6 separate regions of the Homo sapiens genome follow, and all the other regions are linked to region 1. A link is a loop called in an ENCODE intact Hi-C map of the cell type or tissue named here. Cell type or tissue: prostate gland. All regions are shown on one strand.

Region 1 (4,000 bases):
GGCCAATAAAAACAAAGCAGCAGGAATATAGAAGAAAAGGTGAAAGAAGGAGGAAGAACTTTCTGAGCCTGGAGGTATCTCAGGCCCATGGGTCCATGAGCAAAGTCTCTATCCACAAAACAGAATTTTCTAGTTTGCTTAAACTAGTTCAAGTCCGTTTGTAAAATCTAAAATGTAAGGACCTTGATGGATACAGGAAGAAGTAGAAAAGGTTACCCTACAAGTTGCCACCCCTTGGGAACCTCAGAACCTGCTGGCTCCTGCAGAACTGGGAAACCTAAAAATTCTCATGCAGAGCTGGGGAAATAAGGCCGCAGGAGAGACCTCTTGGGACGTTTCACTAAGTGGAAAGGAGTTTCTCCAGCCTAACAGCCTCTTGTCATCTCAGAGCAAACGCAAAGAGCCCAGAGAGGTGGAGTGACTTCCCCGCGCGCCCCCACAGTCCATTGGCTTGGGGCTATAACCTAGGTCCCAGGGCCGCCCATCTGCAAGGCTGCCTGAAACCCCAAGCATGAACTCTCACTTGGAATTAGCATCCCTTTCCCACATTCGGCCCCTGGGAGCAGCGGCCAGGAGGGAGCTATCGGGAGAAGTAAGCTCGAGTTGCTAGGATGGCGACAAATGACGCAGCTAATTCTCCTCGCCTGACTGGTCCCCGCGCCCTGGGACCCCGTGTCCCCGCGCACAAGTGCGTGCTCGGGAGTCCGGCCCAGGAGCAGCTGCGGAGGCCGGGCGGCCCTGGGAAGATGCCTGGCGGGTTGTCGGGGGAGGGAGGAGAGGGTACTGGGCTCGGGGCCCCCACTCACCCACCCCTGCACCGCGGGGGGCGGCGCTGGGCGGCCCGGGGAGGGCCAGCCCCGCCGAGCCTTTCAGAGTTAATTAGCCTTCATGAATATGGATGCCACCGCCGATTGAAGACGGTTGAGAGGTCGTAACCTGACCTCGGCGAGGCGTGCATAAAGAAAAGCCTACTTTTCTCAGCTTGGCTCCTAATTGAAAGCCCGAGTGGTCGGGCGCAGCGCGGAGGGTGTGATCGCGCGCCCCGCTCCCTGCGCGCTCTGGGGACGGTGGCGGGGGCGCCCGGGCGAGCTCGGGGACCCGCAGGTGTGTGCGGGCGGCCCAGCGCAGCTTCGCCGCGGCGGGATCCGAAGTGGGGATTTATTCTGAAAGCTTTCCTTTTCCATGATGGTTTTCATTTCCTGTAATTTAGAGCTGGAAGCATTTATGGAATATCACATGGTTTTCGTTTACACAGGAAATCAGCTGCAGTTGTGAGAAGATACTGACTTACTTTTTTTTGTTTTTGAAATCCTCCTCCCCACATCCAAAAAAAAAAAAAAAAAAGAAAAATTTTTGAAAAGACGAGCTGGCAGCATGTTTTGAAATAGTTCTCCTTTTTGATCCAACCTCACTGTTCTCCAAAGGGGACTGCAGTTTATTTCTGACACGTGGTAATCACTTTATGTGAAGAAACCCCAGCATCGAGAGATGCTTTTGGTTTTTTTCAGAGCAAAGCGGGGAGCTCAGAGGGGGTGGGGGCAGGCGGGGGGAGAGGGGGGCGCTCACAGCTGCGCCCCAGCTTCCTTTCTGGGATGGGAACGATTTCTAAAGGATCTTAGGGAAAGGAGCCTGCGAACCAGGCCGCCTTTGGAGCTGAACTCCCTCCCTCCCCGAGAAAGACAGCACTTACTGCCCCAGTTAACCTGCTGGGATCACTGCTTAAAACCTTAGAGTCGTAGCGCCGTCCCCCAACCCAGGAATCACAGTATAAGTCTCTTCTTAACCCAGCCCCACCCCATCACCCCAGAAATCATCAGAGAACCGCAGGGTTTTATCACAGAGATTGAGGCCGAGGTGGAAGAATTTGCAATTTGTTTTTTTCATCTATGCCCCCTGGTTGCCACTGAGTTGAAGTCAGCACTCTCTTCTCTCTTTGCTGGGGATGGTTCTAACCACTTCCCACCCTCCACCCCCAGTTCGGAGGCCAACTAGACCGCCGTGGGCAATAGCACCACCGTGTGGCCAGCCTCCCTCTCCAAGCCCCTTCCCCTGCCTTTTCTGGGATCCTCCCGGGCGGTAGCGTGGATTTAGTGGGGCTGGGATGGTCTCTGCCCACTTTCTTCTCCTCCCTGCAATGAGGTTAACACACAGGGCACCAGACGCTCTCCCTTCATGCCATCTACTAAGTAAGACATTCTGCAATGACGGATCCGTTTCTTTGATTCAAGGCTTAGCTCCCAATTAAACAGAAGATACCCTTGAAGAGATAAAATTTAGGCACCGATTTTAGGGTGAAACAGTGTATTATTGTTTCCCAAGGATTGAGTGGGCTCCTAGAGAAAGGAAGGAGGCCCAGCCTGAGACCCAGAGGGACAGGAACCAGCGCTGTGGCCATCCTTCAAGCCCGGGCCCTAGTCATTCATTTGGTGGGACTGGGAGGAGGTAGGGTGGTGGCTCTGGGAGGTGGGTAGTGACAGAGTCCTGTACACATTTCAGGGGTGTGGAGGGAGCCTTCTGAGAATGTCCAGACCTCATGGGGCCTCTAGGACCCAGGTGGCCCTCGATGGTCACTGTGTCCCCAGCAGTTGAGACCCATTTGACAGAGTCTCAGGCAGCTGCACCGTGACCATCTTCTGCTCCTCTCCCCAAGTCGATAAAACCAACAGCCATCTGTGTGAACATAAGCCCCGTGTTTTTATGGGCTGTCTACTGGCTGCTGCAGACAAGCCAGGATGGAGGCTTACGGCCGCAGCTCTCTCAGCCTCCAAATATGAAACTGTGTAATCCGACTCATTCTCTGAAACCAAATATTTGCAGGGACAGCCAGCAGCCACCTGGCTACCACATCTTTTGACCATGCAGGTCATTGGTGCTGTGAAAACGCCACCTGGGGATTTTTCTCAGCTTCTGAGGGGTCCGCAGGCAAACCTCCCCTCCACGACACAGGGCAGCCCACCCTGGCCTCTCCTGCTGCCCCCCAATTGGGGTGTGCAGATGAAATCTCAGTCGGGCCTGTGAGCGGAATGAAAGAAACTCTGTTCATTTCTGCAGGGGCTCTGGTGTCTGTCTGAGGCCCTGGTTTCCTCCCAGGAAACTGCACTTACCTTCTGTTGCTTATTACCTAATTGATGAACTATTTGAGTCTGCATGGTGCTACTTTGAGCTTCCTTAGCTTGGCCACTAGCTGAGCATTAAGGAAGTTGTGGAGAGCAGTACCTTCATGCCCCGCGCAATGATTTGGTACATTTCCAGAACGATCTTCTCCTTGTCAGGCTTCCCTCCCTCCTGCTCAGCAGCCCTTATTTTTTCTCCTCTCTCTTTCTCTGGAAATGTGGAGTTTATTGGTCTCTGCAGGGGGGAAATGATCAAAAACGTAATTATTATAAGCTGCAACCCCTGGCCAGCTGTTTGGGTTTCAGGGTGGTTCCCAGTGAGTCACTAGGGCACACCCTCTCTCTGCCTGGCTCCTCTGGGTCCCCCTGGCTTGGCCATCTGGAAAATGGGAGGATTTTTTAAGGGAGGAGGACGTTTGGGGAAGAAAACAGGCGCCTGGGAGCCTCTCTCTCTCTCTCTCTGTCTCTGTCTCTCTCGCTCTCTCTCTTTCCTAACCCCACAAACTTCTGAGAAGCCCCATGTTCCTGGCCAAACATGGAACTGTCTGGAGGGACCTGGGCGGGCTGCAGGCCTAGGCCCCCACCCAGATGGCCGCTGTGCTGCCTCTCCTAGCAAAAGCCTTTGCTGGAAGGGTGAGCAACCAGGGCCTTCTGTACAGATGACTTTACCATCCCGGACACCATTTTAAATAGATCGACATTTCAATATGTATTTATTCTTGTTGTATATACAAAAAAATTAATACAAAATAAAAAAAGCCCTGCTGGTGATATGCCAGGCTGAGATATATAATGATATTTAGCAGCAACTGTGTCATTCTGTGTTGTTGACAGTAAAATAAATTAACATAATAAACATAATTTGCTCAAAAACAGCTAAGGAAAAG
Region 2 (4,000 bases), 710 kb before region 1:
AAAAAGGTGGGCTAAAAAATAAGTCATGAAATATTACTCAGCAATAAAAAAGAACAAACTATTGATACAAGCAACAGCTCAGATGAATTTCCAAGAATTTATAGAGAATGAAAAAGTCAGTCTAAAAGGTTACATACTGTATGATTTCATTTATGTAACTTTCTTCAAATAACACAATTGTAAAGATGGAGATTAGTGGTTGCCAGGGGTAAGGAATGCGGCAAGGTAGAGGGACAGGGGTGAACATGTAATGGGAAACGAGAGCCTGTTAGTGACAGAACTGCTCTGTATCTTGACTGTATCAATGTCAATATGCTTGTTGTGACATTATATTATGTTACCATTGGAGGAAACTGGGTAAAGGGTACACAGGATTTCTCTGTATTATTTGTGAATCTATTATTATGTCAAAATAAAAAGTTTAATTTAAAAATAAGTCAAAGGCAAATATCTCAAATTTAGACCAAAAGAGCTTATGGCTTGTTCTTTTTAGTCATAAGATGAAATTCCTAGTAAATAAAAACAAGGATGGAAAATGTGATTCATTCTAATAAAAATCCAGAAGACTTACTATCATTTGCAGGATAACATAGTTTAAGCTGAAGGACTGATTATTTAGCATATGTGTTAAATTCAAAAACTTGTATTTTTTGAAATTCACACCCATGTGTTTCTAACCATTTCAAATATGTTCATGGGAATATCTTACTGCAACCTCTAAGAAGGCACAGTAAATGCCTAACTGAATCATATTTCCCTTTCCTGGTTTGTCTACTCCTCTTTGACACACATTCACACATGCCATGCACATTTATACCTGTATAGATACTCCTTGACTTATGATGAGGTTAAATATTGATAAACCCCGTTATAAATGGAAAATATCATGTCAAAATGCATTTAATACGCCGGTCCTACTGAACAACACAGTTCAGCCTAGTCTACCTTAATGCTCAGGACAATTACAGTATCCTACAATTGGGCAAAATCATCTAACATGAAGCCCATTTTATAATAAAGTATTAAAATCTCATATAATTTATTGAACACTATATTGAAAATGAGAAACGATTACATGGGTCCTTGGAGTGTGGTTTCTATTGAATACATATTTCTTTCACACCACTGTAAAGTTGAAAAGTCTTAAGTCAATGTTGTAAGTTGGGGACCTTCTCTATACCTTTCCTGAAGTTGCTCCCTCTGCCTAGAAAGCCGTTACCCAGTCCAAATGAGTAACTTCCACAGATTTTTAAAAGGCCAATTCACATCTCTCTCATTCTGTAAGTCATCGCTGAGCCAGCTTTCTGCTATTCCTACCCTATTCCCTGCTAAGGGAAAACTATCAAAAAAGCGAATGCCAACAGATTCCTAAATTCAGACCTGAATGTGTTCAAACTTTAGAGATGAAATGTTTCACTGTATACTTTTCCAGATAGTTTCATTTTCCTGCTCCTGTATCTTCCAATTTATAATATGTATGTGAATATTTGGGGTGTAACTGTATAGCAAAGTTAAAACAAATGCAACTCACAACCTCCATGAACACCCATTAACTTAGATAATGATTAAAAATATATACCTGAGGTCAGATCCAGTTAATATGGAGAATCCACAAACTGTTTATGTCTGCTACTGAATCTAGATAATAAAACTTGAGAATGAAGGAAACGGTTATTTAAAGACTCTAAAGGGTAAGTCACAGCAGGTGGACTGGAGAAGATGACATGACAAGAATTCAGAGTAGCACAGGGTGATTCCCCTTACCTTTTTCTTTCTTCTTCTTTTTTTAAAAGGTACCCCTGGCCTGGATTCAAGGGAGCTTAAAACCTGAAAGTGGGCCCTGGGGCATGGCAGTGAAGGCTCTAGGAGAATCCTTATAGTTTAGGCTCAAGGAGCAGGAAAAGTCTCAAAGAAGAGAAAAATTGCCCTTTTCTCCTTCATTCTCTTGCATCCTAGCCTTCAAGGTAGTAGCAGAGATAATGATAACTGCAAGAATTTAAAACTTTGAGGGAGGGAAAACTTCCTCTCCAGTAGGAGGAGCTGTGGCCCTAAGAGTACAATATAAACTCCACTGAGCTCTTTCTCTCCCTGTCTTCTTTCAGCTCTTCTACAGGCATAGATGCAGGAAGCATGTGGCAAAGTAGGGTAAATAAAGTCCCAGAGTTTTGGCTAGAGGACTGAAAAGCAGAGTCTCCAGGAACTCAAAGTACTGAGATCATGAAAGAGAGAGGCTCAGGAAAGTGACCTCATAAGGCTGTTTATGAACTCTTGGGTTTATGCTCAAACTTCTCATGTGTGAATCTGATCACAGACTGTGAGAAACTAAGTATAGACAGACAATTACCCATGTTCTAGATTGGACCCTGGGTGGTACATGAAGGACAGATCTGAACAGCATTTCAAAGGCTTTGAAAAGTGAACCAGTTGTGGAATCAAAACCTATATACTGGCTGGAGACTGCATCCCGAATACAACTGGATAAATTGCCTGTTAAGCAAAAAATATCAAAATTCTCGATAGGATTTAAATAAGACGAAGTATTAGTCTTATTTAACTTATTAATCTCACAACATAATACTTGAAATATCCAGAATATAATCTCAAATTACTTGGCATGTGAAGAATCAGAAAAAGTCTCAAGTCACATAGGAAAAGATGATCAAAAAATGGCAACATTGGGAAAAAAAGATGTTAGAATTATTAAACTAAGACATTAAGACAACTATTATAAAAATGCTCCAAGAAGTAAGGGTAAACACTGTTGAAAAGAATGGAAAGATAGAATGTCTCAGCAAATGGAAGATATTTAAATAAAAACTAAAAGAAAATTTTAGAACTAAACATACAGTAACCAAAGTTTAAAAATCACTGGATGGGCTTAATAGTAAAATGGAGATAAGAGAGCAAAGACTGGTGAACTTGACAGTACATCAATGGAAACTATCCACTTTGAATAAGACAGAGTAAAAATATTTATTAAAAAATAAAGAGTCTCAGGATAATGCAGGACAATAATAAAATATCTAACTTTCATGTCACTGGAGTCCCAGAAGGAAAAGAGCTGTAGTGCAGAAAAAAAACTGAATAATGTTTAAAAATTTCCCAAATTTAGTGAAAGACATAAACCAACAGATTTAAGAACTGAACCTCAAATAGTAACCTCCTAACCCCCCAAATCTAGGCTCGAACCCATCAATCAAACACTAGGCTCAAATCCATCAATCAAACTAGTTTAAAAAAATACTAAAAAGAGCCAGAGGAAATAATATATAATTATAGGGGATCAATGGACTACAGAGTTATAATCAGAAATCATAGATTCCATAAGAAAGTGGAACATGTTTAAAACAAAAAATATCTGTCAGCTCAAAATTCTAAATTCAATAAGAATATCCTTTAAAAAACGAAGGTAAAATAAAGACATTCTCAGATAAAAAGTATAGTTCATTGCTGGCAGATCTGTTCTAAAAGAATTACTAAAGGAAGACTGTCATAAAGAAGGTGAAATGAGGGACACTTGGAATGTCGGGAATAAAAGAAGAAGAGAAATGATGTAGTACATATAAAAACTATAAAATAAAGGAGGGAGAATAACAAGACTTACATGAAAGATTTATACAATCCACTTGGCAGGGTAAAAGATTGATTCTAAATAGACTGTGAAAAGTTAGGATGTACATTCTAATCCATAGAGCAACCACTAAAAGAAATCTATACAAAGATACATAGTCAAAACTAAATTAAAATGGAATACTAAAAAATATTCAAATGATCCAAAACAAGGCAGAAAAAGAGGACCAGAAGAGTGAAAATACAGAGAGAAAAACAAAAAACAAATAATAAAATGATAAACCCAAATCCAAACATAAAACATTTTATGAAATATAAATGGCCTAAACAAACCAATTAAGGGCAGAGATGATCAGAATAGACCAAAAATAATAAAAAAAATCCCCATTAATATCCTATCTACAAAAATTTCTTCAATTATAATTACATA
Region 3 (4,000 bases), 820 kb before region 1:
TGACAAAAGCTGTTGTGTCTCAGTGGTGCCTCTTACGATGCCCAAGGGAGATGACCCCTCAGGAAGAATGAGCACACCCTGGTGTGCTCAGGAAAGTTCCACGAAATTATCAATGGCACCTCTTTCTGTTATTGAGAGATCTCCAATTTGGATGCTGAATCATGTGGTCTGTCCACCCAATGCCAGGTCTGAAGCGATCGAGGAAAATGGCCTTTCGGGATGTCAACTTTGTGTGCTGCAGCCCCAGACCCATTGGCTGGAAGGAGTAACCCTGGCTTTCCACCTGCTTGTTCCTACCTCTTGTTTCTACCAAGGGAAACGGAGACTCCTTCAAAGTCTCCAGCACCTGCAGATTTGGAGTCTGAAGAGAAAGGGTCAGAGACAGAAACAAAGCCACCCTGGCCTGGCCTGCTGGCTGACTGCAGGGAAAGCCCACATACACTTGAGGCAGAAGGGAATGGCAATGGGCATGAAAATACTGCCCATACCCAAACTGTGTTCCCTGAGGCCATCCGATACACCCAGGGTGCTTCAGGGCAGTAAGTCCCAGAAACCACATGCAATTTCTGACCACACACTTCAGCTTTTCTTGGCATGAAAAAGGCAAGGGCCATGCCTGAATGGTTTTTGTATCTCCCACAGCGAAGACCAATGTCTTGCCCACAGTAGATTCTCAGTACATACTTACATGATCAATGGGATGTCCTTTTCAGGGCAGATTAGAATGGTCCTGTCTCGGGACAGGTGCCTCAGTTGGTGGCCTTGAACCTGGCTTGTAGACCTAACTGTGCAAGAATAGACCACAGGAAATGGAGCAGCTGAGGATGGGGGAGCAAGTTGGAAGGAGCTGGGGTGGAGTTTTTTCCTGACCCCAGCTGGTGATCAGCTTATGCCCTAAAGCAGAAGGATTAATAACCAGGGTAATTTTATCCCAGTCAGAATGTAACTACAGATGTGGGCTTATTGGGTGAAACAGCTAATCCCTTCTCCATTTGGCTCACTTGTGAAATACGATGAAATACGATGCCTGGGGCTATCAAAGCACGATTTCCTCCTGGGCCTGCTGCTGTGTGCAGCCCCACTCTCCTGGGCGAGAGGACAGCTGTCCGTGGACAGTCTTTTGGGCTCCTGCCTATTGGATGGACTGACTCTGCCGCTGACTGAGGGTGGAGGGGAAGGGAAGAGGCGTGTGGGTGGGTGTGTGTCTGTGGACTCGGGGAGGGGAGGGTGGAGTTGAAGGAAAATGTCAGGTGTTGGAGCGGACAGGCGCACGGAGACGCTGGAGGAATAAAAGACTCCTGGAAAAAACCTAAGATTCATTGCAACCCCAAGTCCCGAAGGCTAGAGGGATGGGGAGGCAACAGGAGGAGGGCGTGAGGCTAAGGGGGCACACCTGGTTGTACACGTGGCCCAGATCGGAGCCAGCAGGCCTCGGGTGCTGGCCACGGGAATTTGCAGCATGACCATAGTGGGAGGCTCTAAAGCCAGGAGAACTCAATCAAAGAGCTGCTGCTGATGGAGCAAAGATGAAAGGGTTTCCAGGCCAGCCAGTGAAACCCTTGGAGTTTTTCCCCGGGCAACCACCCTGGGGCGAGTAACAGGAGATACGGTTGGTGCCGAGGTCTGGGAGTCCAGTGCGGCAGCGGGAGGGAGGTAGGCTGGGAGTCCCGTGGGGCTTGAGGAGTGGGCGGGGCCCCGGGCGACGGGGCGTGGCCCCCTGAGCCGTCCGGAGGCCGAGCGCGGAGAACTCGAGAAGGGGCGGGGCCGCTGAGCGGTCCGGAGGCCTAGCGCGGGGAATCCGGAAGGGGCGTGGCCCCCTGAGCAGTCCGGAGGCCGAGCGCGGGGAGTTGGGAAGGGGCGTGGCCCTGCCCGAGCTGGCGCCAGGGAGGCTCCCACCTGCCAGGGGTTGTACATGGCCGCCCTCCCTCCTCCCGTGCTTCCCCGGGCGGGTCTCTGCGCGCAGTCTCCTGCCGGGCGTGGCCAGCCTTGCAGCTCATCCCCCGGGGTTGGCCGGGTGGTCTCCCCCCGCACGTCCCCGACTCCCAGACGCCTTTCCGCGGGGTGCGCCCGGGGCGCTGGAAGCCTGGATCACTTACGCCGAACGGCCCGGGCTCCCCGTGCCCCACCTCTTCTTCGCCCCTCGCGTCTTTTCCGTCCCAGGCTGATGGAGCAGGCGAGGTTAAAGCTTCGTTCCAGACACTTTAAGAAATGTTCCGGGGTTCTTGGAAGTTGTTTAGGAAAAGCAGAGTGCCTGGCATCCTCATCCAACGCTCCCGAACTAGAGACGGCATCTGGCTTGAGGGGTCGTGGTGGGCGGGCGGAAAGGCAAGAATGACCAGGGGCTTTAAATAAAATCTTTCCCATTTTTCCCTTTTCCTCTGACCTTGCCTCCATAATTAATCCTCCCACTGTCCCCAACCCCCAAGCCCAAAGAATATAGAGACTAAAGCCCCTTATCCCAGAGGGCTAGGTGAACCCCCGGGGTCCTCCGGCTCAGCCTGGGAGCCCAGGCAAGGATTTCGCTTCCAGGGCGGGCTTCAGGGTTGGGAGGCGCACATCGCCATGGCAACGAGTTCTTCCCGTGGGAATAAGAAACTCCCGAATGTGGAGCAAATTGGAAAGGGACCTTCCAAGAGCCAGCTGGGGCTCCAGGCAGGCAGGGTAAGGGGAGGTGGTCTGTAGGGGGTGGGGATGGGGAGGCACAGCTGATCCCAACCCGCGACCCTGATTATGGCGCCAGAGCTGTGCGTGTTGCCTCTGAGTCAGATGGGGCCACACATGCTGGACACGTGACATGACATGCTCTCCCATGGCTGCCAGTTGGCAGATGTGTTTGCTGACTTGCTTAGAACAGCCACTGCCTGGCTAAGTGGGACAGTTCCCTTCTGTGGGTCTGTTCCAACCTCCCCTTGGTGGTGAGACCAATAGCTCCTGTTGGGAGAACGAGTTTGAGCTATGAAATTCAGTTCTCTGGCGCCGAGGCCATTGATTTCTAATTACAATTTTTTTTCAAGTTTCAAAAATTTTAAAGTCCCAAGTTATATATGTATATATTCCAATTCAGAAAGGTGTAAAGAAGAAAAGGAAAGTGATCCACAACCCCCAATCCTTCTTCCCAGACATAACTATTGTTAACATTTCGTTGTCATTCTTCCAGATTCTTCATGTGCACATGTAGCTATATGTATGTAGGTGTATTTATATAAGCACCACAGACATGCAAAGCTGTCTAAAAATCTGTATCATCATTTCTTTTTTTTCTTTTCCTTTTTTTTGAGACAGAGTTTCACTCTTGTTGCCCAGGCTGGAGTGTAGTGGCGCGATCTCGGCTCACCGCAACCTCCGCCTCCCAGGTTCAAGCCTCAGCCTCCCAAGTAGCTGGGATTACAGGCATGCGCCACCATGCCCGGCTAATTTTGTATTTTTAGTAGAGACAGGGTTTCACCATGTTGGTCAGACTGCTCTTGAACTCCCGACTTCAGGTGATCCACCCGCCTTGGCTTCCCAAAGTGCTGGGATTACAGGCATGAGCCACCGCGCCTGGCCTATATCATCATTTCTAATGGCAACACGGGATATACCATGATTAACCTATTTGGTATTGCTGGACATTAAGTGGCTTCCCAATATTACCCTTCTATGTGATGATATGCATCCTTAGACAGTTTTGCACAACCAGTGTGCTAATTTTCTTAGGTAAACTTCTAGGATTCTGGGTCTAAGGGTATATGCATTTAAACTTTCAATGCACATTCCTGTAATCTGGGTCAGTGGATTTTTTAGGAGCCAGTGGGCTTTATTTTCTCCCCTATGAGTAGTAGGAATCAAAGGGAAAGGTCCCTTATATATGGTGTTTGAGTTTGGATTCCCCTTGAAACAAAATGTGAAACAAGAATCTGGGCATGAGTCGTATTTTTCAGAGGTGATACAGAAAGCGCTCTGAGCAGTGAGCAATAAAAGGTACATTATTGAATGGGTTATTGCTGGAGCACTCTGAGAG
Region 4 (4,000 bases), 990 kb before region 1:
CTGGCCTCAAATCCTCTTGCCGTCACCCAAAGTGTTGGGATTATAGCTGGGGGTCACTGCACCTGGCCTGGCCCAAGACTTTGATCTGAGAAAAAGAAGACACTCAGGGGCCACATAGGCTGAAAGAACCCATGGCCGGGCAAGGTGTCTCATGCCTATAATCCCAGCACCTTGGGAGGCTGAGGCAGGTGGATCACCTGAGGTCAGCAGTTTGAGATCAGCCTGGCCAACAAGGCAAAACCACGTCTCTACTAAAAATACAAAAATTAGCCATGTGGTGGCTCACGCCTATAATCCCAGCACTTTGGGAGGCTGAGGCAGGTGGATCACCTGAGGTCAGGAGTCCGAGACCATCCTGGCCAACATGGAGAAACCCCATCTCTACTAAAAATACAAAAATTAGCTGAGTGTGGTGGCCCATGCCTGTAACCCCAGTTACTTGGGAGGCTGAGGCAGGAGAATTGACTGAACGTGGGAGGTGGAGGTTGCAGTGAACCAAGGTCGTGCTACTGCACTCCAGTCTGGGTAACAGAGCAAGACTCTGTCTCAAAAAACAAACAAACAAACAACAACAACAACAAAAACCAAAAACAAACTCAGTGCTGGTCTTAGCAGTAGGGCCAGTAAAAACCTTACCTATGAGATGTGTGTCTAATGGGAAGGGAACCCCAGGGTGTGGTGGATGACAGACAGCTCAGGGATCCTAGTTGGTTCCCTAACTCTTCTAGGGTCTCCTCCTGCTCTCCCTTGGCACTGATGTGTCTCAATCTGGGAGGCAGGAGGAGGAGAGGAACATGGGATTCTGAATGGCCATAGTCAAGGTCAGGCAGTCTGTCCTGGCCACCTCAGGGATAGACCCTAGGCTCCTGTCAGGCCTCGTAAGACTTGTTGACATAGAAGAGAGAGGCCACGTGCACTAAACAGCATTGGCAAGAAACCAAAGAAAGCTCTACATTCAATGGAGGTATGGAGTGGAGGGGCTCAGGACCTGCAGGCTGAGCAGCACCAGGGAGAATACAAAGTCTGGGGTCTTGCTCTGTCGCCCAGGCTGGAGTGCAGTGGTGGAATCATAGCTCACTGCAGCCTCAAACTCCTGGCCTCAAGCAGTCCTCTTGCCTCAGTCCTCCCGAGTAGCTGGGACTACAGGTGCATGCCACCATGCCTGGCTAATGGCCTCCGGCCAATGGCTTCACGTTGCCCAGATGCTAGATGAGTCTATTTCTATTTAGCATGTGATTCTCCCCGCCTGACATGAGAACCCAAACCCCACCCTCTGGTATGTGAGGAGGACAGGACACAAAGTCTTGTGAGGTTCTCTTGGAGGTCATTGCTTAAGCCCAGGCTGTCAGAAAGTCTGCTCTGGGACAAAGTTGGAGGCTGGGAAATGTGCCTTCTGGCTTGGACTTTCTTATCCCCTCCCTGGCTTCTGGTGCCCAGCCAGTTTCCAGACAGCCTACAGCCCACCTGGACTGCTCTCAGGGAGCTGAGGCCTGACTCAGCCTCTTGTTCATTGCTCCCCTATCTGGACACAGTCATCTCTGCTGGCGCATTCACGCCGAGGGCCAGATGTGTTCTCTCGCTCTTCCGGGATGAAGTGTGTACCCTGACTTAGTCCATTTCATGTTGTTATAAAGGAATCCCAGAGACTGTGTAAGTTATGAAGGAAAAAGGCATAATTGGCTCACAGTGTAGATATCTGGAAAAGTTCAAGACTGGGCATCTGACGAGGGCCTCAGGCTGCTCCACTCACGGCAGAAAGTGAAGGGGAGCTGTTGCATGCAGAGATTGCATAGTGGGAGAAACCAGGGAGGCCAGGCTCTTTTAACAATCCACTCCCCAGGAACTACGGTGAGAACTCACTCACCCCCAAGGGGAGTGCACTCATCTATTTGAGGATCCACCCCGATGGCCCCAACACTTTCCACCAGTCCCCACCTCCACCATTGGGGATTGCATTTCAACATGAAGTTTGGAGGGGACAAACATTACAACCTTAGCAACCCCACACCCACTTAACCCAAAGGGGTGCTAAATTAGCACAGGTGATGACAGGCATGAAGTATTGTTAGATAAACATTTTGATTTGCCTCCTGTCATTTATATGAATAAATGTCACGTGCATGTACATGTGTGCGCACCCTACACTTTTTAGATAAAATAGCATTTCCTATATATCCTGGTTTCGAACCTGACTTTTTCCGTTTAATATATTGTAAATGTTTTCCCATGTGCTTATAGTCTTCCATAACACAATTTTAAATGACTCTAAAGGATTGCCTTGTGACCCTCAAAGTGAGGCACATGCCAGACAATCCACTGGGTGAGGGAAGGAAATATTACAACTTCCTTTCATCTTTATTTTTATCTAAAAACAAGGCAGAAATGAAGCTTTATTACTTTCTAATACCCGGCCTCCGTTCTGGTCGGCCTGCACATGTGGTGCCTGTGTGGTCCTGCAGGGGGCAGAGGGTTGACAGTGGCACCTGCACATTTCTGTTTGTTCTGCATATTGCAATTTACTGCAGCTTCTAAGTGTTTGGTTAAAGAGATTATATTAACTAATAACCTTCACAAAATAGACAGGTGGCTTAATTTCTAGCTAAGAAAATGCAGACTGTAGGCTGCAAAACGTGAGAGGTTGGGAGTGGGGTGAGGGTTGAAAAATTACCTATTGGGTACAATGTTCACTATTCAGGTGATGGGTTCACTAAAAGCCCAGACTCCACCACTACGCAATATATGCATGGAAGAAATCTACATTTTCATTTTGGGAGGTTGAGGCAGGTGGATCACTTGAGGTCAGGAGTTCCCGACTAGCCTGGTCAACATAGTGAAACCCTGTCTATACTAAAAATACAAAAATCAGCCAGGTGTGGTGGCACACACCTGTAATACCAGCTACTCGGGAGTCTGAGGCAGGAGAATCACTTAACCTGGGAGGAAGAGGTTTCAGTGAGCTGAGATTGCGCCACTGCACTCCAACCTGAGTGACAGAGTGAGACTCTGTCTCGAAAAAAAGAAAAAGAAATCTGCACTTGTATTGCCTAAATATATAAAAATAAAAAACTGCAGAGCACGAAAAGAGAACGAGAAAATGGCTGAGTGGATTCTTTTTCAGATTCCATTGTGAACTCATCATCATTCTTGTTAGATGAGAAAACAACAGTATAATCAGATTTGAAAAGGAGTCAGCCAGAAATATATTAACATTTGAGAAGATTATGTGAATCATAGGTATACAGTCATTTCATTCATGATGGCCTTACCCTAAGTGCATATTGTACCTTGAGGTATAAGCTAATGAGAGTATCGCCATAGGCAAGACAGTTAAACAATTAACAATGAAAATATAAAGACAAATCTCAACATCCTTTCACTGATGTTGAAAGTCATGCAATCTTTCAGCCCCTAAACATTTTTACTAAACTATTGATAATAAATGTTTAGAAGCTTAAAGGTCACATCACATGGTAAAACTGGCCAAAATAACACATGAAACAAATATGGGGAAGAATTTAAATACAGCATTTCATTGCAAAATACTATTGAAGGCCAGGCGAAGTGGCTTACACCTGTAATCCCAGCACTTTAGAAGGCTGCGGCAGGAGGATCGCTTGAGCCCAGGAGTTTGACACCAGCCGGGGCAACATAGTAAGACATTGTCTCTACAAAAAATAAAAAATTAGCTTTGTGTGGGGGCGCATGCCTGTGGTCCCAGCTACTCAGAAGGCTGAGGTGGGAGGATCCCTTGAGCCTGGGAGGCCAAGGCTGCAGTGAGCTGTGACTGCACCACTGCATTCCAGCCTGGGCAACAGAGTGAAACCCTGTCTCAAAAATGAAATGAGCCCAGGCGCGATGACTCATGCCTGTAATCCCAACACTTTGGGAGGCCAAGGCGGGTGGATCGCCTGAGGTCAGGAGTTCGAGATCAGCCTGGCCAACATGGTGAAACTCCTTCTGTACTAAAAATACAAAAAATTAGCTGGGCCTGGTGGCAGAT
Region 5 (4,000 bases), 350 kb before region 1:
AGGGAGAAGACTGTGTGGGGACAGCAGAGCTATCTCCAAAACATTTGTAGGGTAATATCATGTGCAAAAGAAATTAGATTTATTCCGCATGACTCCATAAGTGGAGACATATTTTGGTTTTATAGATAGAAGACATTTATGAAAAATAAGATTGTTACCCAGGCACGGTGGCTCCCACCTGTAATCCCAGCACTTTGGGAGACTGAGGCAGGAGAATCACTGGAAGCCAGGAGTTCAAAACTAGCCTGGGGCTGGGCGCAGTGGCTTACACCTGTAATCTCAGCACTTGGGGAGGCCTAAGCGGGTGGATCAATTCGAGACCAGCCTGGCCAAGGTGGTGAAATCCCGTCTCTACTAAAAACACAAAAATTAGCCAGGCGTGGTGGCACACACCTGTAGTCCCAGCTACTTGGAAGGCTGAGGCAGGAGAATAGCTGGAACCTGAGAGGCGGTGCTTTCAGTGAGCCGAGATCTCACCACTGCACTCCAGCCTGGGTGACAGAGCAAGACTCCCTCTTAAAAACAAACAAACAAACAAACAAACAGCCTGGGCAACATAGCAAGAACCCATCTCTGCAAAAAATTTAAAAAATTAGCCAGGTATGGTGGCACATGCCTGTAGTCCCAGCTACTCATAGGCTGAGGTGGGAGGATCCACTTGAGCCCAGGAGTTAGAGACTGCAGTGAGCTGTGATGGTACTACTGCACTCCAGCCTGGGCGAGAGAGTGGATCCTTGTCTCTAAAAAATAAATTTATAAAATCTGAGGTAGAAAGGGTCCCATCACTAACACTCCCTAGGGGCCATACAGGGAATTCAGTATTGGAAAAGGGTTGAATGAGGTGACTTCGAGGGTTCTTTTCCAGGCCAGGGAGGCTGCAATTCTGATGGCTCTGTAAATGCAAGGTTTTGCTGCAGGAAATTAAGGCGGAACAGGCATAGCGAGGTGTAAGGCACACGCAGGAGCACACAGATTGTGCTAATATATGAACTTTTGAACTTTAACCTTCTCTAACAAAAGAACGTCATGCCACATTGAAAAAAAAAAGGCCTTCCACTGCTAGAAATGAAAACATTCATACTTTAGTGTATCGTATTTTATAGGTTCATGTAGACACAGGGGCCAAATGAAACTGAACCAAGATCTTAGGCATTAAGTTACATTTTAATTTTACCTTTTCCCCTTTGCGATTCTGACATAAGCAGTAAAAATGAACCTGGACCTTTGACCTGAGCAGTAGATATATTTTTTAATTAAATTTTTTTTTCCATTCACCTGCGAACCTCTACTGATTGTTTCAGTGTCTTGGTCAACCGCTTTTAACAGCGAAACATTAAAGCCACTGCAAGAATAAACAGGAAGCTGGTGTTTAGGTGGGAGTTCCTAGGAATTTTATACCACTGACCACAGAGGCCAAAAGAGAAAGGAAATAGGAAAAACAGTGTAAATACCTGGGTGACTAATGACTTTGCACAGCTCAGCTGGCTTTTCTGAACATTTCATGGGACGTCTCTCCAGGGGAAACAACCTGAAAATGTTTCAGGACTCCGGGTGGCATTGAAGGGCCAGAGAGGGGTGTTTAGTGCACGCTGTTGGCTGGCTGGTTTTGTGGGTTTTGTTCACCGTCTACCGGGCAGAGAGCCTTTCTGCCGATGTCGCCAGATGCCTCTCTCCAAGCGAAATGACCCATTTGCATGCGTGGTGCAGACATTTTCCGGAGCTCCAGGGCTCCCAGGCCTCCCCAGGCCTCCGATTGTAAAGGATCGTAGGGCCACCCCTTTCCTTGTTCACATGGACAGCGCCTAAGAGGATTTAGAATCAAGTGGGCACATTTGCACTGCCTTGTTCTGAAGAGGCAGCTGGAGCGCGGACTGGCCTGGCGCAACCCACCGCGGGTCCCGGGGGACCGCATTGTCTCGGAGGGGCCGCCACAGGGGCTCCATTGTGAGCGGGGCCGGCCTTTTTCTCCTGCCCTCTGTCTCCCCGGGCCTCCCCTCATCCCCCCCACCCCCCCTCCACGCAGACTTTTCTCTCAAGCTGCCGGCACCCCCGGCTGCCGCATTTCCAATGCAGGGGAGCGGCGAGGCTCCGGGCTGGCCATCTGCACGCGGAGATTGACAGCAGTCCCGGAAGGTCAGCGCCTCAACGATTTCTGTCTGAACAGCAGGCCACCCAGGCCTCGCGAGCAAAACAAGGACATCTGCTCCCCTTAATTTAGAACGCTGGTTCTAATTTCTCCGAAGCCCCTTGCTTAACGCCCTCCTCAGGCTGCGGGGGAGGGGGCGAGGAGGGGCAGGACAGACGCGGCTGCCCGCCCCCGGCTCCCCAGCTCCCGGGGAGAGCAGCTGAGTCTGGCGGGAGTAGGGAGGGGGGTTGGGGTGAGGAGCCTGGTCACTCACGTGACCCGGGTGACGTGGCGCGGGGGAGGGGCGGGAGGGCGGAGTGGGCGCCGGGCCTGCCACGCCCGGGACGCACAAATGCTTCTGGGTCTGCAGAGGAGCAAGCTGCGCTGGCCCACGAGGCCCTTCTCCCCGGGGCAGATGGATTTCAGGCGCCCCCCACCCCTTGAGGAGAATATCAAGGAAATGGACAGAAGAGTATATTACAACTATCATCTCTGCCCTTGGCCTCGTGAGGGTCGCTGGGCTGGGACAAAGTCCTGCCTGGGCAGTTGACATCAAAATTCGTCGTGCCTTGCCTGCTTTATGTGGGCAAAAGGATGAAAGAATTGCACTTCTGTTGCGCTTCCACTGCTAGATCATAAGCTCCCTGAAAACACGTTGCATCTGTGTCTCTAGCAACTTCCACAAATGTTTGGAGAATAAATTAATGTGTGGCAGGGCGCGGTCCCTGTGAACTCTAACTGTGCTCTTTTTCTCTGTGACAGAAAAGGAGACATTGCAGAGAATCAACCTGTGCCTGCAGCTAGGGATTCGTTAATTACTTTGTTCCCTCTTTTCCTCCCTCCCTCCCTTCCTCCTTTCCTTTCGCTAACATTTTGATGGATACCTCATGTGTGCTGGAGATCAGGCGGTGGACCAGGGATACAAGAAACGAGACTCCTAGCCCTTGAGATGCTCTTCATGTGGTGAGGGGTGCTGCATACAAGCAAACAGTTCACCAGGGCTCTGGGTGACAAGTGCCATGGATAGCAGTAGGGCGGCCCTCAGCCCAGCTCCTGGGGAGGGAGGAAGGGAGGGAGGATGTCCAGGTGGAGGCTGGGTGAGTAGAAACTTACCAGGAGAAAGGCCCTTTGCCCACATAGGTCTCCCTGCATAGCCCACCCCCAGCCCATTCCCCTCCCACTTATTCCTCTGGCCTCAGGTGAAATGTCACTTCCCTGGTGCCTGGGCCAGATCAGGTCCTCCAGTTACAGGATCCTGTAGCTCTTTCATCTTCTCTTTTGTAATACTCATCAAATGTACAACCGGGCAAAATTCACCCTCCCCACCGGACTGTAAGTTTCGTGAGCCAGCACTGTGCCTGACTCCTCATGCCCCATAAATACTTGTTGAGCCAATGAATAGTCAGACTCCTCTTAAGTTAGTGAGAAATCCATACATACATTTTCTGTTTGGGATGCCAGGACAAGCTGTGACGGCTCCACTCCGAGTACCAGTGGGAACTGCCTGGTACCAAGGGGCTGTGGTTTCAAATTTATTATTTTGTGATATTCTGCACCTCGGTGATTTTGAAACTGCCTTCTTCCAAATGAGTGTCAAGTAGATGCTCCTCAAAAAGGGATCCTCGGGCAAACAGGTTTCTTTGCCAGAGGATTTTACAGAGCCTATGATGTGTTCATGTGCACTGTCCTCAGGCAGGTAGTTTGTTGAAGAAGCATCTAGTAACATTTGCAGCTGGAGGATATCGATGAAGCTCAGTGTTAACTTTGCCGCACCGTTTCTCCGTAACTCCTCCTAGGCTCTGAGAGATAGAAGGAGCTGGGATCAAGGGATCTGCACAAGATTAATTTGCCATAATGAAGGTCTACTCCTTCCCC
Region 6 (4,000 bases), 1.0 Mb before region 1:
CTCAAGTAGGAAGTAGACAAGATAATGTGAAATAGTAACAAATGCTGTGAATCTAACACAGTAATAAAATAGAATGTGTCTAGAACTGGGTTCTCTTAGGTAAGGATGGTCAGAGGGGTTATTAAAGTAGGTGACATTTTAGCTGAGACCAGGAGTGATAAGAAGGAGCCAAATTGGGTAGAAAATTGCTTTCTGCAAAAGCAGTAGAAAGTACAAAGAATTTTCAGGCAAGAGTGAGTAAGGGTTTGTATGAGTTTGGAAACGAATTGTTTGAAGTGAAAAGAAGTAGGCAAGATGCATATTGCATAAGGCATAGGGCCATGTTAAACAATATTTGGTTACGCTGGATGTTTCTGTTGCACTCTGAATGGTTAGCCATTTCATGAACTGAATTTCAGCAAGGTGATTGACTTTTTAAAAATAAATCTTTTTCAGATCAGGTATTTGGATCCAATCTCGCTAATCTGTGTCAGAGAGAGAATGGCACAGTACCAAAGTTTGTGAAGTTATGTATTGAACATGTTGAAGAACATGGTAAGAGAAGGATTTTGATTTTTTTTTTTAACATTAAGCAAACCAGCTTCTTGTTTTGCCATCAAAATTCCTAGAATTTTTATGATTTTGAGTGATGCAAACAGAAGTTCCTTATAGTCCTAAGATGTTAAGAAAATAATTTTGTTTACAAATACTTACATGTTTACACCTGTTTCAAATTAAGATCTCTCCAGGCATCTGCTGAATGTTTGGTACTCACAGTTAATTAAGTATATGCTATTCTTTGATGCCATTTCATTTAAGCATTTGCTTAAAATGAAGAAGGTAGTGATTGTGAAATTGAGCTTGTTTTTAAGAAATAATTTGACAATGTATAAGATCCGAGGAGATTGTGTTTACTTACTAAGTTTCTTCTGTCCTAAAAATCAGATGACATTTTAAATGGTTAAGTCAACCACAAATGTCTCACGAGATAAAAATTTTTATGTCATTTTCTGTAAAATAGGACAAACTAATTTCTATTGTGATTAATTTAAACATAGCTATAATATTTATACTAGTTTTATATACATTAGTATATTGTAATCACATTAACTTATCTCTGTATATCATGAAAGAGATTTTGTACAATTAAAACACATAATTCAATTTGTAATTTCTGCCAGTTACAGATCTCTTGTCCCACTGACTCTTCTTGTCAACATGGCAATAGGGATACTACACTATTGTCTTAATTTGAAGCTAAATGAATAGTACATTCAATAATGTGCTTTAGTAAATTTGTACATTATTATCATTTAATGAATACCTGAAATTTCGGGGCTTAATTGTATGAATTTCAGATGATTCTGTTTCACATATAAAAGAAAATAATAAATTATAGCAAATTATGTATTGTTTTTATAGAACCATTAATTTAGTGGTTATATTAAGTTTACTTATTACAAACACTTAATATGACAGATGCCTTCAATAAAGTTTTTACAATATGTGCATTTACATTATAAAATGGTATGCAAAATATGCATGGGCTGATTTTACCTGCTGACTTCCTTTAATTTTGAATTATCCCCAGATGTTTTCAGAAATTTGAAATTGTTAGTGTTTTAAGATTAATGAAACCATTTCCTTGAGCTGATTCACAGTCTATATGATGAGCAGAGTAGAATTACTGCTGTTTATTAAACAGAATTCAGAGCGAATCTCCATCTCTCTCCCCTGCCAAGCATCTACCAGAAGCCATTTAGAGAAAAAGAATATTTGCCCATTTGATTTTAGGCTAATGCAAATGAGTGGGAATTCTGACACATGCAAACGTGTTCAGAAGAGGCAAAGAAGTACTTTAAACACACACACACACAAATTATTATTGTCTCTTAGGTTTGGATATTGATGGGATATACAGAGTAAGTGGCAACCTCGCAGTGATCCAGAAACTAAGGTTTGCAGTCAATCATGGTAAGATTATATTTACTGTTGTTATTCAGATGCATCACTCATAACTTTTTGAACTGGCTTAAAGTAATTTTTTAAAATGTCCAATTCCTGCTGTTTTTCAGATGAGAAATTGGACTTGAATGACAGTAAATGGGAAGATATTCATGTCATTACTGGAGCCCTCAAAATGTTTTTTCGAGAATTACCAGAACCTCTTTTTACATTTAATCATTTTAATGATTTTGTTAATGCAATTAGTAAGTATGTAATTCTACTCAGTTTTTTCTAGATATTGAAAATTCTTTGCACAGATTAAGCCACCCAATTTTTTTTATCTTACTTTAAGCAAGTATTTTCAACAGATTGTTTTACTCCAAACATTTTAAATGTGACCACCAGATGTCACTGTGTATTACCAAATATCAGCTTCCAAACTGTGACATTGCTTTCAGTTTCATAAGAATTTGCTGTAAAATATCTGGTTATTATCTTTTTTCAGAGCAAGAACCAAGACAGCGAGTCGCTGCTGTTAAGGACCTAATCAGACAGTTGCCAAAGCCAAACCAAGACACAATGCAGATTCTTTTCCGACATCTCAGAAGGTAGGAGGACTGCCCAGTCATGGGATGTGGTATAGCACAAGGGGAAGCGGGAAGGCCTGTGGGGCCAGGGTCACTCAGACTCAGATTTGGATCCCAGCTATGCTACTTGCTGTCTTTGTAACTTGAAAAAGTTACTCAACTCCTTTTAGTATCAGTCTGTCATGGGTAAATGATTTGCTATGAAGAATACAGTAAAGTAGGTATTATATGTGAAGTATTTATGTAATGCTTAGCACATAGTAGGTGTTCAGAAATTGTTGCTAAGGTTAATATGAAGATGAGATTGGATATTAATTGAGGTGTATTAAGTTACCGTCATGGTTCTAGGTTACTACATAGCCACTTTAATAACCAAGTTCTTTCATCTGATAGAAAGTACACTAGAATACTAAAACAAAAAATCCCAGCTAGAGAGAGTTTTTTTTTTTTAAAGAAATTACATAAAATGAGTAAAATGGAAAGTTTAATCTCCACACCCTAATGAGATTTTTTTCCCATCAACTTAATGGAGCAGTCACTGTTACCTGAATTGTAACTCATACTTAAATGTTCTATTTTAAAAACTAAGCTAAAATATCACACATTTTAAGTTTGTTAGAGTATGCTTAATTGTATCTTTCAGCTGTGTTTATCAAAAAGAAAGCTTCACATGGCATTTAGACAGAATTCTACTTGGTTAAATAGTTTATGCATCACCTTAGGAAAATAAGTATTACTTCTCTTTTTAAAATGCAAACTGTTAGGTTTATAATACCATTTGAAGAATTTTCCCTCTCTCTTATTTTCTCTTTTAACAACTTCTTTTTTTCCCTTCAGAGTTATAGAAAATGGAGAGAAAAATCGAATGACCTATCAGAGTATAGCAATTGTTTTTGGTCCCACTCTATTAAAACCAGAAAAAGAGACTGGTAATATAGCAGTTCATACTGTGTACCAGAATCAGATTGTAGAATTAATTCTTCTGGAACTGAGTTCCATCTTCGGACGTTGATTCTTACTGAAGACAACCTGTGGAATAGAAGCTGGATTCCATCAGATTTCAAATGTTTATACACAATGTATTTTATTTTTTGGACCAAGCAGTGACTCTTTGATTTTGCACTTTTTTTTTGAGGGATCAGAAGGGAAGGGGAGAGTCGAGATGTGTGTTAGGCCCTCATATTTGCTGCTTTGTTGCAAGTTGATATAACTGCGTGTAATTATGAATTCATTTTATCCTGAATGTTTGCATTTCATACTCTGAATTTCAGTAAAAATCAAAACTTAAAATTCTAACCAGTCATATACACTGGATAATTTGGTAAGAAAACTGTATTTTTTTTCCCTGAAATTGGATAATGTACTTTCTTCTCAAGATTCATGACTTGATAGAACAATACTTTCAGTTATGTTGCAAAGGCTCTTGGGCATTTTAAACAAAATGAAGTATATCCATTTTGAAACCTGTGTATTTCTTTTTCGGGGTT

Evidence for each region. Peaks named below come from ENCODE experiments on the same cell type or tissue, not always from the same donor. Only the 100,000 strongest peaks of a DNase experiment are listed, where the experiment ranks them.
Region 2: a loop joins it to region 1, with 2.6 times the contacts of the local background. A loop is called at or near these places in 57 of 110 quality-filtered maps.
Region 3: it touches region 1 in a loop (1.8-fold over the local background); 11 of 110 quality-filtered maps call a loop at or near these places.
Region 4: a loop joins it to region 1, with 2.2 times the contacts of the local background. A loop is called at or near these places in 29 of 110 quality-filtered maps.
Region 5: a loop joins it to region 1, with 2.6 times the contacts of the local background. A loop is called at or near these places in 26 of 110 quality-filtered maps.
Region 6: it touches region 1 in a loop (8-fold over the local background); 53 of 110 quality-filtered maps call a loop at or near these places.

What each region holds. Positions count from the first base shown.
Region 1 is chr10:30,782,055-30,786,054 of GRCh38, reverse strand. No RefSeq gene overlaps it. Among named protein-coding and RNA genes, the nearest start is that of LINC02644, 61 kb to the right of the region's middle. RefSeq lists a silencer at 613-922 and an enhancer at 2,409-2,909. In prostate gland, a CTCF peak has its summit at 2,019 (motif pointing left); DNase peaks (open chromatin) are centred at 614 and 2,004; H3K4me3 peaks cover 1,530 bases; H3K27ac peaks cover 2,820 bases.
Region 2 is chr10:31,489,350-31,493,349 of GRCh38, reverse strand. The region is part of intron 2 of ZEB1 (zinc finger E-box binding homeobox 1); the gene reads right to left. Among named protein-coding and RNA genes, the nearest start is that of ZEB1, 170 kb to the right of the region's middle. RefSeq lists an enhancer at 1,924-2,043. In prostate gland, a CTCF peak has its summit at 2,037 (motif pointing right); no DNase peak of the experiment used is centred here.
Region 3 is chr10:31,601,416-31,605,415 of GRCh38, reverse strand. It overlaps LOC124906892, which reads right to left and starts at 2,554. Exons shown (of 4, transcript XM_067756347.1): 1 at 2,097-2,554; 2 at 1,002-1,160; 3 at 689-785. The coding sequence starts at 2,394. It overlaps LOC105376484 (a long non-coding RNA gene), which reads left to right. Exons shown (of 3, transcript XR_930803.3): 3 at 1-2,382. RefSeq lists a silencer at 1,553-2,142. In prostate gland, a CTCF peak has its summit at 1,880; DNase peaks (open chromatin) are centred at 1,815 and 2,805; H3K4me3 peaks cover 1,751 bases; H3K27ac peaks cover 1,995 bases.
Region 4 is chr10:31,768,954-31,772,953 of GRCh38, reverse strand. No RefSeq gene overlaps it. Among named protein-coding and RNA genes, the nearest start is that of MACORIS, 64 kb to the right of the region's middle. In prostate gland, a CTCF peak has its summit at 2,456 (motif pointing right); no DNase peak of the experiment used is centred here.
Region 5 is chr10:31,132,253-31,136,252 of GRCh38, reverse strand. The region is part of intron 2 of LOC105376481 (a long non-coding RNA gene); the gene reads right to left. LOC105376482 (a long non-coding RNA gene) reads left to right here and starts at 2,049. Exons shown (of 4, transcript XR_001747412.2): 1 at 2,049-2,133; 2 at 2,888-3,088. LOC105376483 (a long non-coding RNA gene) reads right to left here and starts at 2,353. Exons shown (of 3, transcript XR_930798.3): 1 at 1,452-2,353. RefSeq lists silencers at 1,920-1,969, 2,030-2,389. In prostate gland, no CTCF peak of the experiment used is centred here; a DNase peak (open chromatin) is centred at 2,422; H3K4me3 peaks cover 981 bases; H3K27ac peaks cover 1,124 bases.
Region 6 is chr10:31,807,183-31,811,182 of GRCh38, reverse strand. It overlaps ARHGAP12 (Rho GTPase activating protein 12), which reads left to right. Exons shown (of 20, transcript NM_018287.7): 16 at 436-534; 17 at 1,876-1,953; 18 at 2,055-2,189; 19 at 2,432-2,534; 20 at 3,351-4,000. The coding sequence ends at 3,525. Among named protein-coding and RNA genes, the nearest start is that of MACORIS, 100 kb to the right of the region's middle. In prostate gland, a CTCF peak has its summit at 2,329 (motif pointing right); no DNase peak of the experiment used is centred here; H3K27ac peaks cover 839 bases.